2 separate regions of the Homo sapiens genome follow, and region 2 is linked to region 1. Evidence: read pairs that join two places in POLR2A ChIA-PET (ENCODE). Cell type or tissue: PC-9. All regions are shown on one strand. Links, peaks and the distances in the headings refer to the core of each region. The heading gives the core; the rest is flanking DNA.

What was found. ChIA-PET counts read pairs that join two places held together with the same protein. Peaks named below come from ENCODE experiments on the same cell type or tissue, not always from the same donor. Only the 100,000 strongest peaks of a DNase experiment are listed, where the experiment ranks them.
Region 2: POLR2A ChIA-PET joins it to region 1 with 7 read pairs; 2 of 35 experiments call an interaction of 5 or more read pairs at or near these places.

The regions. Positions count from the first base shown.
Region 1 is chr13:31,978,526-31,986,327 of GRCh38, reverse strand. No RefSeq gene overlaps it. Among named protein-coding and RNA genes, the nearest start is that of FRY-AS1, 49 kb to the left of the region's middle. In PC-9, for the core only: no CTCF peak of the experiment used is centred there; a DNase peak (open chromatin) is centred at 3,597.
Region 2 is chr13:32,046,926-32,054,727 of GRCh38, reverse strand. The region is part of intron 1 of FRY (FRY microtubule binding protein); the gene reads right to left. Among named protein-coding and RNA genes, the nearest start is that of FRY, 19 kb to the right of the region's middle. RefSeq lists a silencer at 6,738-6,817. In PC-9, for the core only: no CTCF peak of the experiment used is centred there; a DNase peak (open chromatin) is centred at 5,737; H3K27ac peaks cover 747 bases.

The sequences.
Region 1 (7,802 bases), core at 905-5,904:
GCCCAGCACAGACTCGTAGGCATTCTCCAAATTCAATGCTTGTTTGTTCAGGTGCCCTCTTTTACTGTATGCATCCCACCTGGCCTTAATTATCTTTTCTAGTAGGTAAAAGAGCAACAAACCAGCCCTTTGCCTTCTCTCAGGAACCTCTGAATCCTATTCTTCCTCCATAGCATTCTTGTATGTTTATCCTTTGACAACATTTTTTTCAGTGTTAGAACATTCTGAATGAGGTTGAAGGTGGAGAAAGAATCCGCATGTTAAAGAATCTCGTGTACTTGGGTAAAAACCCAGAATATAATTAATGTACTCTAACACTTTTAATTTTTTAAGGATGTTTTTGTTCTTCATAACACAACATCTTTTATCTAAGCACTACATGATCAGGTGATAAGGTCTCAGTTTCATTTAAGTCATTTGACCACCTTGAATAGTGTATTTCTTTTGAACAGTTTCATTTATTATATGCTATATTATATATAACTGCATATATAGTTATATATATATCTATCTTATACTTATTAGTCCATTTTCACACTGCTGATAAAGACATACCTGAGACTGGGAAGAAAAAGAGGTTTAATTGGACTTACATTTCCACGTGGCTGGGGAGGCCTCAGAACCATGGCAGGAGGCAAAAGGCACTTCTTACATGGCAGCAGCAAGAGAAAATGAGGAAGATGCAAAAGTGGAAACCCCTGATAAAACCATCAGATCTCGTGAGACTTACTCACTACCATGAGAACAGTATGGGGGAAACCGCCCCCATGATTCAAATTATCTCCGACCAGGTCCCTCCCACAACACTTGGGAATTATGGGAGTACAATTAAAGATGAGATTTGGGTGGGGACACAGAGCCAAACCATATCATTTTGCCCCTGGCCCCTCCAAATCTCATGTCCTCACATTTCAAAACCAATCATGCCTTCCCAACAGTCCCCCAAAGTCTTAACTCATTTCAGCATTAACCCAAAAGTCCACAGTCCAAAGTCTCATCTGAGACAAGGCAAGTCCCTTCCACCTATGAGCCTGTAAAATCAAAAGCAAACTATTTACTTTCTAGATACAATGGGGGTACAGGCATTGGGTAAATACAGCTGTTCCAAGCAGGAGAAATTGGCCAAAACAAAGGGGTTACAGGGCCCATGCAAATCTGAAATCCAGTGGGGCAGTCAAAATCTAAAGCTCCAAAATGATCTCCTTTGACTCCATGTCTCACATCCAGGTCATGCTGATGCAAGAGGTAGGTTCTCATAGTCTTGGGCAGCTCTGCCCCTGTGGCTTTCCGGGGTATAGCCCCCCTCTTGGCTGCTTTCATGGGCTGGCACTGAGTGTCTGTGGCTTTTCCAGGTGCACAGGGCAAGCTATCAGTGGATCTACCATGCTGGGGTCTGGCCCTGTTCTCATAGCTCCACTAGGCAGTGCCACAGTCGGGACTCTGTGTGGGGGCTCCAACCCCACATTTCCCTTCTGCACTGTCCTAGCACAGGTTCCCCAGGAGGGCCCCACTCCAGCAGCAAACTTTTGCCTGGGCATCCAGATGTTTCCATACATCTTCTGAAATCTAGGTGGAGGTTCCCAAACCTCAATTCTTGACTTCTGTGCACCCGGAGGTTCAACACCACATGGAAGCTGCCAAGGTTTGGGGCTTGCACCCTCTGAAACCATGGGCCGAGCTGTACCTTGGCACCTTTTAGCAATGGCAGGAGCTGCTGGGACACAAGGCACAAAGTCCCTAGGCTGCACACAGCATGGGGACCCTGGGCCCAGCCCACAAAACCATTTTTTCCTCCTAGGCTTCCAGGTCTGTGATTGGAGGGGCTGCTGTGAAGACCTCTGGCATGCCCTGCGGACATTTTCCCCGTTGGCTTGGGGATTAACATGGCTCCTTGTTACTCATGCAAATTCCTGCAGCCAGCTTGAATTTCTCCCCAAAAAATAGGTATTTCTTTTCTTTTCTTTTTTTGAGACAGAGTTTGGCTCTGTTGCCCAGGCTGCACTGCAGTGGCACACTCTGGGCTCACTGCAACCTCCCACCTCCTGGGTTCAAGCGATTCTCCTGCCTCAGCCTCCCGAGTAGCTGGGACTATAGGCACCCGCCAGCACGCCAGGCTAATTTTTGTATTTTTCATAGAGATGGGGTTTTGCCATATTGCCCAGGCTTGTCTCGAACTCCTGGCCTCAGCTGATCCACCCACCTCGGCCTCTGAAAGTGTTGGGATTACAGGCGTGAGCCACCGCACCGGCTGGGTTTTTCTTTTCTACTGCATCATCAGGCTGCAAATTTTCTGAAATTTTGTGCTCTGTTTCCCTTTTAAAATAGAATGCTTTTAACAGCATCCAAGTCAACTCTTAAATGCTTTGCTGCTTAGAAATTTCTTCTGCCAGTACCCTAAATAATCTCTCTCAAGTTCAAAGTTCCACAAATCTCTAGGGCAGGGGCAAAATGCCACTAGTCTTTTGGCTAAAATGTAACAGGAGTCACCTTTGCTCCAATTCACAACAAGTTTCTCATTTCCATCTGAGACCAACTCAGCCTGGACCTTATTGTTCATATCACTATCAGCATTTTTGTCAAAGCCATTCAACAAGTTTTTAGGAGGTTGCAAACTTTCCCACATTTTCCTGTCTTCTTCTGAGCCCTCCAAACTGTTGCAACCTCTGCCTGATACCCAGTTCCAAAATTGCTTGCACATTTTTGGGTATATTTTCAGCAACGCCCTACTTTATTGGTACCAATTTACTGTATTAGTTCGTTTTCATGCTGCTGATAAAGACATACCCGAGACTGGGAAGAAAAAGAGGTGTAATTGGACTTACATTTCCACATGGCTGGGGAGGCCTCAGAATTATGGTGGGAGCGAAAGGCACTTCCTACGTGGTGGTGGCAAGAGAGAATGAGAAAGATGCAAAAGCAGAAACCCCTGATAAAACCAACAGATCTCGTGAGACTTATTCACTACAATGAGAACAGTATGGGGGAAACCACCCCCATGATTCAAATTATCTCCTATTGGGTCCCTCCCACAACACGTGGGAATTATGGGAGTACAATTCAAGATGAGATTTGGGTGGGGACACAGAGCCAAACCATATCACTATATATATTATATATATAATAACTATATATTATACACATAGTTATGTATACTACCACAAAATTTTATTTTCACTGGGGACAGGTGAAAGGACTTTCTTGTACATATTGAATAGTACAAATAAATGTTAGTATACCTGCTAATCTATAAGGTCTAAATTTTTGATATATCTATGGGAACTTTAAAAATCCAGAAAAACTTCTTTTCTTTCTTAAAAACAAAGGCTAGCTTTGGATATCAGAAAACTAAATACGAATTCCTTTTTATACTTTGTATTTCTGTTGCAATATACCTAACTGTCTAGAAACAAAAGCGCCCCTTGCAGAATAGGGAGAGATTGATCATAAGGAAATGCAAAAGAGAAAAGTACCTTAATAAAGACTGTTCTTACTTTTTATACAGGATGCAGATTGCTCCATTCTACTCTTCTACTTCCACATTAATGGAGTATCTGCTAAATGCCAGGCACTGGGCTTTGTGCCAGGGACACAAGATGTGGTTTGTGTCCTCAATGAGTCATAGTCTAGACCTGTACTATCCAGTATGGTAGCCACTACGTCCTACGTGGCTATCGAGCATGTGAGATGTACTGTGTAAAACACACATCAGATTTCAAAGACTAAGTATAAACAAAGAATGTAAACCATCTCATTAATCATTTTTATATTGACAACACGTTAAAATAATAGCATACTGGACATATTGGGTTAAATATATTAAAATTAATATTTCCCATTTTATTGTGGCTATTAGAAAATTTAAAATTATATGTGTGGTTCACATTATGTTCCTAATGGACAATGCTAGTCTGGGGATGAAAGACACATAAATAATGTGGTAAAGACAGTGACAGAGGTAGCTGTCATGGGAGCAGGAAGGGATTCCCATCTCAAACTATATAGGGAAGGGATGCGGGTGGGCGGTTGCTGGTATTAATTAACACTTCCTGGAAGGGTGACACATGAGCTTAGTCTGGAAGAATAACTAGGAGCTAGGTGAAGGGACTGGGACAAGGAAGGCATTGCAGATAGAGCAACATGTGTTGTATCTGTCACTCAGTATTTGGCATGTAACAAGTATGCAATATATGGAAGCTTTTACAGACACTGACAGGAGACACAGCATGGAGGATGAAGGGAACTTAAGCAGCTCTGGACCAGCAGTGGGGGATTTGGGGCTTTATCCTGTAGGTGGTAGACAGATGAAAGTTTTAAGAAGGGGAGTAAGATTTTCGCATCAGAGAACTCTGCCTGGCAAATGATGGAGCAAGAGGGACAAGGCTGGAGGCAGGTAGATGAGTTAAGTGGCTGTTGCAAAAGATCAGGTGAGAAATGATGAGGGCCTGAACCAGGTCAGTAGCAGTGGGGATCCAAGGAGGGCAGAGCGAAGGAATATTAAGGTCTGTGCAAAGCCCAGCATCTGGAACAAAGCTTGCACTTATAAATATCTACTGAATGGAGGAGGGAAGGATTCAGAACTGAGGTCGGAGTACTAAATTCCTCACAATATTTTGTGTCTTTCTTCTCCATCACTGAATCTTATTTTTAAATTACAACAAACATGAGTTAGAGGGAATAAAAGCCTAGTATAAATAAGAGACAGTAAAGGAATACCCTGGGACTCTGAGTTCAAGTCCTCATGACCCCCACAAAATCACAAATGAGCACCCTAAAAAAACTACAAATGTGATCACGAAAATGCTGCTATTAGTCTTGGAGGAATTATAACAAAGGGAAGCAGTGGTAAATTCCAAAGAAAGGTAAAAGGCATATCGTACAAACTGTAAAACTATAACATGAATTTTATTCTTTGTTCACATTCCAGGGCAAATTATAAAACAAGTAGTTTTTAAGAACTTTGAAAGGAAATCAACAATCATTAGCAACCAATAGTTATTCTTTATATCAACCTCCTTTCATATCCTGGTAGAATTACCAGATTAAAAGACAAAAAGAAAATGTAGTAAGGAATTTTATAAAAACCTTTTATTAAACTCCCATAATCTAGAAAAATATAGACTTCTTACTTAGAGGGATTCATAATCACATAAATGAGTGTCTATTATGTACCTTACACACAGACAGTTCTTGGCAAATATTTATCAAATGATTGAGTGAATGATTAACCATTACCAGTTTCCCCAGGCAGTTTGCTCCACATCCTATGTTCTAATAGCACTAAAGTTTATATATATATCACACATCACATTATAATTATTTTTATGTGTCTGTCACTCCCACTAGAACATCATAAAATTCTCCTGCCAGAGTCTTATTCATCATTTGTCCCCAGGGCCCAGCACTGTGCCTAAAATAGCATGGTGCTCAATTAGCATTTGTGAATTAAATAGAAAGAAATAAACAGAACGGATACATTCAAAGCTAAGAAAGGTTGATAATAAAGTACTAAACTCTCTTTATAAACATTAATATGGAAGAACTAACCCTCCAAAGGAAATATAACCTTGAGCTGGATGAAGATAATAAAGAGTTCACCAGTCATTTTGGCAGTGCTCAGACCAACCACATCTGGAGTGATCAGTGCCATATTTTAAGAGGGACCTTGAAAAATTGAGGCCCAAGATACTGAAAAGTATAAAAACAAGCTCCTAGAAAGAATGATTTTAAAACTGAGAAATATCTCGTTGAGAAATCTAGAAGAACCAATATGCAAAGCGCTGTTATCATGAAGAATACTCAACTTCATGTGCCTTCAGAGCAAATAACTTGGTAGATGGTATGGGTAGGTTAATTTGATTGCGGTATGAGAAAAAAATTCCAACAATCACAGTTGCTCACTTATAGAATAAACTGTTTGCAAAGAAGGGATCTCTTTGTCTTCAAAAATTTCCAGAAGTGGTCAAAGAAGCATTTAACAATTCACCAGAAGTATTGGGGCATCACAGCGGGCTTTCTTGGGATGGAAGAAAGAAGAGCTGAGGCCACCACCCAGTTTCCTTCAAATGCATGGCTTCCACAGCATTATTCCTTCTAATGCATGATTCTGTTATTGCCTTCAGTTTATATACTTCAAATTTCCATTACATGCACTGTGTACTCTACCTTAAAATTCTTTCTTACTTTTACTTTGACTAAGCTGTTTGGATCTACTTCATTCTATGCAGCGTTTAACTATCAATAGGAATGTTAGCTTTCAATTACTCCTTTCACCAGTAGATGTTGGTTTGTTCAAATTTAAGTGCTCCCCTAGTTTTACAGTTAAATTATTGAGATAAAAAAGCTGTCCTCTTTTCAGAAAAACATGGCATTTAATTGCCATCCTTCATCATACCTCCATCTAAATTTCTTTTCCTGCTTTTCCTCTTCATGTCTAGCTACACTCTAAACAAATGTCACATCTTCAGAATTATCTTCATCAATTAAGCATTTAAATGTCCTTAGTGTAGGCTTTTAAGAACAGAAATATATATATGAGTAAACTAACTCAAAATATGATTGGCTAGATATTATATTTTTATCTGTAATTTTTGTTAGAAACTGACTATTAAGTACAATGTCTTAGACAGCAATTTTTTGTGTGGAATGATTTCCAAACATAGCTGACTTCCTCACATTTTCCTTATGATATCCATTTGAGCAAAGAGAAATAAATATAAATACCATTTCTGAAGAAACTAGACGGAGAACAGAAAAGTAAGCAACCATATTGCAGTGACTAACTGGAATACGAGGCAGAATCCAATTCAATAATATAGAAATAAATCAAGAGTTATAATGGGCTTGTGGTTTATTGGATAACAGTGGATTTAAAGGTCTGAAGGTTTGAGATCTTCTGTTTCAGAAACATAATAGAGCAAATAACTGCCTCCTGTATAGTTCCATGTCACCTTGCTGATCTCCACCAGAGCAGTGCTCAGACGTATATATTCCTAGGAACTGTGTTCTTGTCCACTTTGCAACCCCAAAGTGGAAAAGAGCCCCGCCTCATGTAGGGCTTGGAACATTGGAGGTGCTTAACGATTGTTGAATGAATACATGAATAAATAAATGGACCTAGAAGCAGGTCAATGGTATGGTGCATGGTGGTAAGGACGAAACAAGAGCAATAGATGCCTTGATAGTTAAACTAGAACAGAGATGTTAAAAAGTTAATGTCGGCATTGAACTACTGCAAAGACCTGAAGAAAGGAATCTAGAGGAAATCGAATGGCTTTCAGGGAATAAGGAGCAGGTTACTCAATCCCTAGCCTAAGTCCATAAGGTGAAAGCAGTCTGTCTATAAAAAACAAGGAGGCACCGATATGTACCAGGCTTCCATAACATTTGGGCCAGTACTAAAGGAAACAAACTTAAAATTGGTTGTATTTGGAGAGGAATTTGATGAGTACATGCTCTTTAGAGATGGACAAGGACTTACGGTGTCATCTCATCTCACCTCCACAAACCTCCAGATGAGGAAAACTGGACCACAGGGTCTGCGATTTGCCCTACGTCATAATGACATTTTGAGGCAGAACCATGATTAGAATCCAGATTTCCTGTTGCTTGGTTTGGATGCCCCTTCAATTCTTTACCCATCCTCCAAAAGAGAACCCCGATTACAACTCCTGCTTGACGAGGACCTTAGAGGCTCACCTTTCCCAAGAATCTCAGGATACACTTATACATCAAGGTTTCCTTAAATTTTCCAGAATTACCTGCCAGAATTATCTCACCAAACAGTCCTTTTAACAGACCCTTTG
Region 2 (7,802 bases), core at 1,827-6,826, 67 kb before region 1:
AATTTCTTTTGTATTTTTAGTAGAGACGGGGTCTCACCGTGTTTGCCAGGATGGTCTTGATCTCCTGACCTTGTGATCCGCCTGCCTCGGCCTCCCAAAGTGCTGGGATTACAGGTGTGAGTCACTGCGCCCAGCCTGTTTCTTACCTTTAAACAGCCTCAGGGGTTTCTCTGAGGAAACTAACACATTTCTCTGCCCCAAATAGGTGTCAGAAATCTACGTACTTGATATACATAGACTAATGCAAGGTCTCACTTCAAGCCCAACTCTTATTCACAACCCAAGCAAGTTTTATTTTTTTTTGGTCTAGTTTTTAAACTCCTAGCAAATTGAATGCAGAAAATCAAAAGACAAGATGTAAAAAAATGATCACTTGATAAATGCATAAATTCTAAAAAGCATTTATACAATTAATAACAACAAAGCAAGTGGTGCCATTTAGTTAGTATACCTCCCAGAATTCCTTCACAGTCCCTGTGAACATTTCCTGAATAGTCATACAGAACAACAAAAAAAAAAGGGTGTGTTCAAGATGACATCCTGTTAACAGTAAAGGATAAACACTTCTGCAGGGTTTTCATATTTTCGTTCAAAACATCTAAAAACTTATAAAAATTAACCTGACAATGGGAGTTCAGTTCTGAGTGACTTGTTCACTAGAGGCACGGTTAGAATGAAAGTAAACAACTATTTTCATTTAACAAAGCATCTTTTATTGTTTTATTTTTAATTTTTTTTGAGAGAGAGTCTTGCTCTGTTGCCCAGGCTGGAATGCAGCGGTGTGATCTCAGCTCATTGCAACCTCCGCATCCTGGGTTCAAGCGATTCTCCTTGTGCAGTGAAGGAGCATAGAGAAGGCACAGAGCCACACAACCTTTTACTACTAAGGCCTCTTTGCCTAATATCCTCATCCCCACAACCTGTTCTACCCAAGAAGGAGACAACCTAGTCTAGCTCATGTGTTTTTCCATATTTCACCTTGTATTTTGAGTTGATTATATTTTTGAGGATTAAAAAATACAGCCCAAGAAAGGATCCTCCTTCAGGGAAGACTCTTAAGTGTCCAAAGTGCATCAGGGACGCATGTGCACTTAAATGAGGCCAAGTATGGACTCTGTGGCATTATGGACCTGTAAGTCCATGTTCATAGGCTGATGTTGCCATTAACAAGCCGTGGGACCTTGGAAAACTAACACAGTCTGGGACCGAGACAGTTCGTCTGCAAAGACGATGAAGTCAGGTGTATACATAAAGAAACAGCAATTGTCCTGCAGCATTTTAATAGTATCTATACATTCTTTAGGCCAAGTAATCTAGAGAGCTTCATTCAAAGGATATGTCATAAATCTAGCAGGCCAAATGATAAGCTGAGGAGTGTCAGAAGTCATTACTAAGCATAGTCGGTAAGAGACAACTCCCAAAATAAAATCCAGTCTAAGAATGTCATTATTTTATATTATAAAATAACTCTTCTGTCTAAGACTGGGACTTTCTGAGAATACTATTTGAAATAATTCTACCTTTGTGTTCTAATACAGTAGCTATTAGCCACATATGGCTGCTTAGCCCTTGAAATGTGGTCAGTGTTACTAAGGAACTTAATTTTTTTTTTTTTGAGATGGAGTCTCGCTCTGTTTTCCAGGCTGGAGTGCAGTGGTGCGATCTCAGCTCATTGCGACCTCCGCCTCCCGGGTTCAAGCGATTCTCCTGCCTCAGCCTCCCGAGTAGATAGGACTCCACGCCCACACCACCACACTGGCTAATTTTTGTACGTTTAGTAGAGACGGGGTTTCACCATGTTGGCCAGGCTGGTCTTGAACTCCTGACCTCAGGTGATCTGCCTGCCTCGGCCTCCCAAAGCACTGGGATTACAGGCATTAGCCATCGTGCCCAGCCAGAAACTTAATTTTTATTTTTATTGTAATTAATTTAAATTCAAACTTAAAAACTGACACTTTGTTCAGTTATTGGAAATGTTTTAAGTATGTTTGGACAAATCTGCATATATGAAAGTACTTTTTCAACTGTAAATTTTATTAAATACAAATACAGATCAAGTGTTTTGGATAAATTTGGTATTCAAATTTAAATATGTTGATGGTGTAAAACACACACTGAGTTCTGAATTCCTCAAAAAAAGAAGGTAAAATATTTTATTAATAGTTATGCTGATTACATGTTGAAATAACATTTTAGATATATTGAATTAGATAAAATAAATTATGAAAATTTCAATGCTTTTAAGCTCTTTTTAATGTCGCTATTACAAAACTTAGAATTACATGCATGCCTGGTATTGCGTTGGGCACACTGCTTTAGACCAATTAACGCTTTTTATAAAACTTAGACACACAGGGAATAATTTTGCAGATAAACATGGAAAACTATTCAGAAAAAGCTAGTGTTGTGTCTTTATGGATTAGTAAATGCATGTAGTCATATATATTCACAAATAAGTTATTAGAAATACTGGTTTATTGTTTCAATAACATTTATTGATCACTTCAAAAAGTATCAGGCCAGGTGAGACTGGGAGGTGGTCACCTTTATGTCCACTCTATAGAAGAGAACACTGAAGTAATTTGTCAAAGACAGCACACTCAATAAATGCCAGGAAAAAGGACTAGAATATAGCTTTTCCATCTCTGGAGTTTGTACTCTTCCTGCTATACCAGATTGCCTCCTAGAAGTTGAGCAGCAAAAGATCATAAAAGAGATTTCTGATATTAAATACTTCTATATGGCACCCAAATCTATTACAAAACCAAAAATATAAAACTGACTAGGGAAAAAATTTTTAAACATCTTAATCTTCCTCTAGCTCTAACCATATCATCCATGTTATGATTGATCACACATTGTCTTGTGCTAGCTCCTATACTGACATCTTCATTCTTTCTGAATATCACAGGGATTTCCACCTTGCCTACTTCTTTGTAGAAAGCACCTCATACTTCGCAAATTATCATCGCTTCTGCTGCAGTGTTTTGTACACAGTGGGTCCTCAATGAATATTGGTTGATTTGTTGAAATCTTTAATTTTTTAAAACCACATCCATGTGAGAAGAAAAGCTGGTAAAATTGAATTGAAAAATTGTGATTTCCTGATACAAACTTGCATTAACAAAACCACTATTTTGACATAGAGTACTCCTATAGCAGAATCATTTCATCTTGTAAATAGAGTATACTCGTCTCACAGAGTTAGCATCCATCTGAAAACTCAGGAGTAATTCGGGTGCTGGGGAAAACAAGCTCAATATTTAAGCAGAAAGCTAAACTGGCAAATGTCTGTAGGGTTTTTTGTTGGGCTTCTTTTTCATTCCGGTAGGTAGCTCTTTAATTCCCTTCCATCTGCTCTTGCCAGTCATCTCACCACTCCCTTCCTCTGCTTCTTCCTCTCCCAACTACACACTTTTTGCTTGACATGTCTTTTCCCTCAATCCTGCCAACCCATCCTCTCCTTCAAAGACCTTGTAAAAGTCCCACTTATACCACAAAACCTCCCTTAACCAAATAAAAGGGAAACGGTCATTTTCCTCACCCAACTACATCCTGGGATAAAATAATTTTGAGCTCCCAAATCAGAAGGAAACGGAAATAATTAAGTATGTATCTACATGAATGGAGTTTTATGGCTGTATAACCACTCAGATTAAGTTATTACCTCTATTCTCAACCATATTGGTATAGATTTGTTTCCCTGAATAATCCTCATTGTTGCTTTTCAGAGTCTGTTGACATGTTATGTTGTAAGGGTCTTCCTAAAATGCGTATGTGGTGGATATAATTAAAACTTAATTTTAGGTCTCTTTATTTTGCAATATTTATTCAGAGAACTGAGAGTGCACAAGATAGTACAGGTGTAAGGTTTACAACCTGTTGTTTCATTATGAAGAGTTAGGTGCACCTCTGTCTTACTTTCTTATGTGATGACTGATGTGATGCCATCATGTAATAATTGTCACCAGAGTACTCTGTGGCATTCTGAAGTAGTCAGTGTCATGCCCTGTCAGCCCATAATGTTAACATGACTGCTAAAACTTCCTCACATAAGGGTGGGGAGGAGGCACTGGGAGAATCTGATTCAACTAGCCTAATGGGATGGAGTTTGAAGTGGCATAAGAACAGCAAAATATGCTTTCAAAAATTCCCCTAAGATTAGGAGACATTTTCTCCTAGAAGGGTTTATTATGCAACTATACATGGCCCAGGAAAGCACACTGCTATCCCTGAAGGATAGAAAGAAAGGTGAAACAACTGCTAATGCCTGTGTGTCACTGCAGGACCAAGCCATATATAATTCTGAATATAATAAAAGCACCTGACAGAGATCATCTTGAACTTGTTTCTTAAGAGGTGTTATCTTTGGGAGCTTTCATGATGCCTTTGTTTTCTATGAAAATTACACTATATTTTTCCGAGAGATTGTCATATGTAAAAAGTGCTTAGACAACTTAGATGAATTGATACTCTAAAACTATACCGAAGTAATCCAACAAGCTATGCAGTATCCATTAGGTATTTGTTTGACATTTAAATGGTTTAAGGTCATGTGGCCATCTAAAATGTGTGTTTCCTTGAAAAACAAAACCAAAGAAAATCTCCGCCAATCTATGACCTGGGAATAACTATAAAATGAATGTATAGGGGCTTTACATAGCAGCTATACAACACCACTGTGTTAATTTGGAATATTAAATCAATTGAGTATCGTCAAGAGAGAACCCCGCCATCACCTTTTAACCTCAACGCAAATATTCTATTTAAAGAGCATATTGTCTAGCTGAGTATAATTTTAAAACACTGTTCATCAAATAATTGCTTCTGCCTATTTTTTTTAAAGCAGCTTGCTTGAGCTACATAATCATGCATGTTTTTTATCATACATTAAAATGAAACACAGGCTGGACCCAGGGAAGATACCAAACTCTGACAATTCTACCCCAGACAACTGGCTTGAATCTGTTCCCTTCTATCTAACTCCTCTGCTACTACTTTATTTTGAGTCCTTGTTGTCTCTTTCCTGGGTCATTCTCGCAGTGATTGTCCCTACCTCCATTCTCAGTGCAGAGTCCCTGAATTTGCTGGGATGTGATCATGCTGTTCCCTGCTTAAAAACCTATGGGGTTGGGTGTGGTGGCGAGCGCCTGTAGTCCCAGCTACTTGGGAGGCTGAGGCAGGAGAATGGCGTGAACCCGGGAGGCGGAGCTTGCAGTGAGCTGAGATCGTGCCACTGCACTCCAGCCGACAGAGCAAGACTCCGTCCCAAAAAACAAACAAACAAAAAAACCTATGGGGTTGCCCACTGTTTTCAGAATAAGACCAGACCTTTCGGCAGATCCTTCCATGCTCCCTGTCATCTGACCCAACTTGCCTTTGTATACACAATCTGTCACTCCTTCAGGGAACTTGGGATCCAGTTGTCATTCCCTCAGGCACCTCCCCAACTCCCTGCAATTGCTCAGGTTCTTCCCTCTGCCTTTCCCCCTCTTCTCTGTAACAGTCTTCATGTTCAAATGTCACAGTCTCCATGGAACTATCCCTCAGCCTCTTCCCTCCCTCTTAAAATGATGAATCACTTCCTTCTCTAAATGATTATTTAGGTCAGTGTCCCCAGGTCCCAGCACAATGCCTGGCATGGGCAGAGCACCTATTTCTGTTCTCTTGCAACTTCCTTACACCTTCCCTTTCATCAAAGTAGGCTGTCTTTGATTGTGAAGCCCAGAGAAGGCAGGAGCTGGGCCTGCTGAATCACTGTGTACTCTATGTACCACAGTACCCTACACATGTAAGCATTTAATAATTGGTAAGAAGGGAAAGGGAGGACTGTTTATTGACTCTCAGGCACTTCCTGAAGCTTATTCAGGCATGTCCAATTGGGGCAGCTATTTGAGTACATGCACCTTAATCAAGAAGATAAAATCTTTATATTCAGATTTTTTTTTTCTAGTAAGGCCATCAGTGTCTCCAAATAAATATAAAACAGCAGCATTCCCCACGTGGAAAAAGACCTTGTGAGTAAAGAATTAAATTAGCTCAGCAGACTTCATTGAGCATGGTTTCCTTCCAATTTGGCAAAAGTGCCTAGAAGGTATAAAAGTAAGTTAAATCCTTGTAACATTAATGACATTTAGGTAAATGTAGGAAAAAGTTAGTATTTTTACAGATAGCAATCCTTGACAGTGCTGAATGATTTAAAAATAAACAAACAATTTCTCTCTGAAATGTTTCCTCAAGTTGGCTGATCATTATACAAATAAAACATCATTTCACTCTACACTTTTCTTTTCATGGACATATCTGCCCAGAGTTCTGTGAACACAATGGTACAATTTAGCTTGTTGAACTCACTCAAACAAAACAACAGGTGAGGGTTACAGAGGAAAGAGACTTCAGAGCTAAGATTAGATGCTGAGTTCCTGCTTGGAATAAAAGATAGAAAGATCCCAAAAGACAAAACACTGTTACTGCTTGCTGGGTGCTCATCCACTGAGGGGCGACATGCTAGCAAAGTTTAGGCACAGACCTCCCACACCCACTCAAGAGATTTTATTCACTCATTCAATATTTAACAGATTATTCACAGAGCCAATGTGCCCTAAGATGTGCTAGAGGGTAGAAAAATGAAAAGACGGTTGATTCTTAGCCACAGAGGGACCCAGACAGGTAAAGCAGTTACAGAATGCCACTGTTGCTACAATGGAAGTATGTAGAAAGGGTAGGGGAAGGGGAAGTGGAAGTGGGTCAGTTAGAGTGAAACTCATACACACAGGATAAGAGTTTGGTCCAAATCCAAAAAGCTCACGCTTCAGGTTTAATTCACATAAATGCTCACAGAAAATGCTGTAACTGGGCCGGGTGTGGTGCCTCACACCTGTAATCCCAGTACTTTCGGAGGCCGAAGCAGGCAGATCACCTGAGGTCAGGAGCTCGAGACCAGCCTGGCTAACATGGTGAAATCCTGTTTCTACTAAAAATACAAAAAAACTAGCCAGGAGTGGTGGTGCGTGCCTATAATCCCAGCTACTTGGGAGGCTGAGGCAGGAGAATCACTTGAACCCAGGAGGTGGAGGTTGCAGTGAGGCGAGATCATGCTGTTGCACTCCAGCCTGGGCAACAAGAGTGAAACTCTGCACCCCCCCCAAAAAAAAAGAAAAGAAAAGAAAAAAAGAAAAACAAAAAGGAAAAAGAAAACGCTGCAACTGTAGCATACGCTAATGCCTTGTTATATTTTCAGCCATCATACATAGCTCTGAATTTAGAAGGAACACATTCTATCTTGGATATCTTTAGATGGTTAATTTTCTGAAGTTCCAGAAATGTACTTTGCTACCAAAATATCCTCTCTAGGGAGTGGTAAAGTTCAGATCCTCAAGTCAAGAAGATGTCACAAAAAAGCTCCAAGACTCTTTGGTTCCTGGTCATACTGTCTTGGCAATGAGCCAACATGACAAAACCATTAACTTACAGAGGGATTTAGACAAGCATTAATTAGGCAAATTACTAATAACAATGGCTACCATTTATTTGAGCAAGTACAATAGTGAATATGCTAAACACTTCATAAATGTCAACTCCTTTAATTGTTATGGCTCTAGGAGTAGGTATATATAGATAAACATATTTATTTAAAGAGATATACATGATTATGTAGCTCTCTCTCTCTCTATATATACATATATACCCATATACAGCTCATACACATCAGGTAGAGTCTCTTTTTTAGGAATCAGAATTTAAGTAACTTGCTCAAGGTCACATAGCAAGTATATGGCTGAGACAAAGCACATGATCGTAAC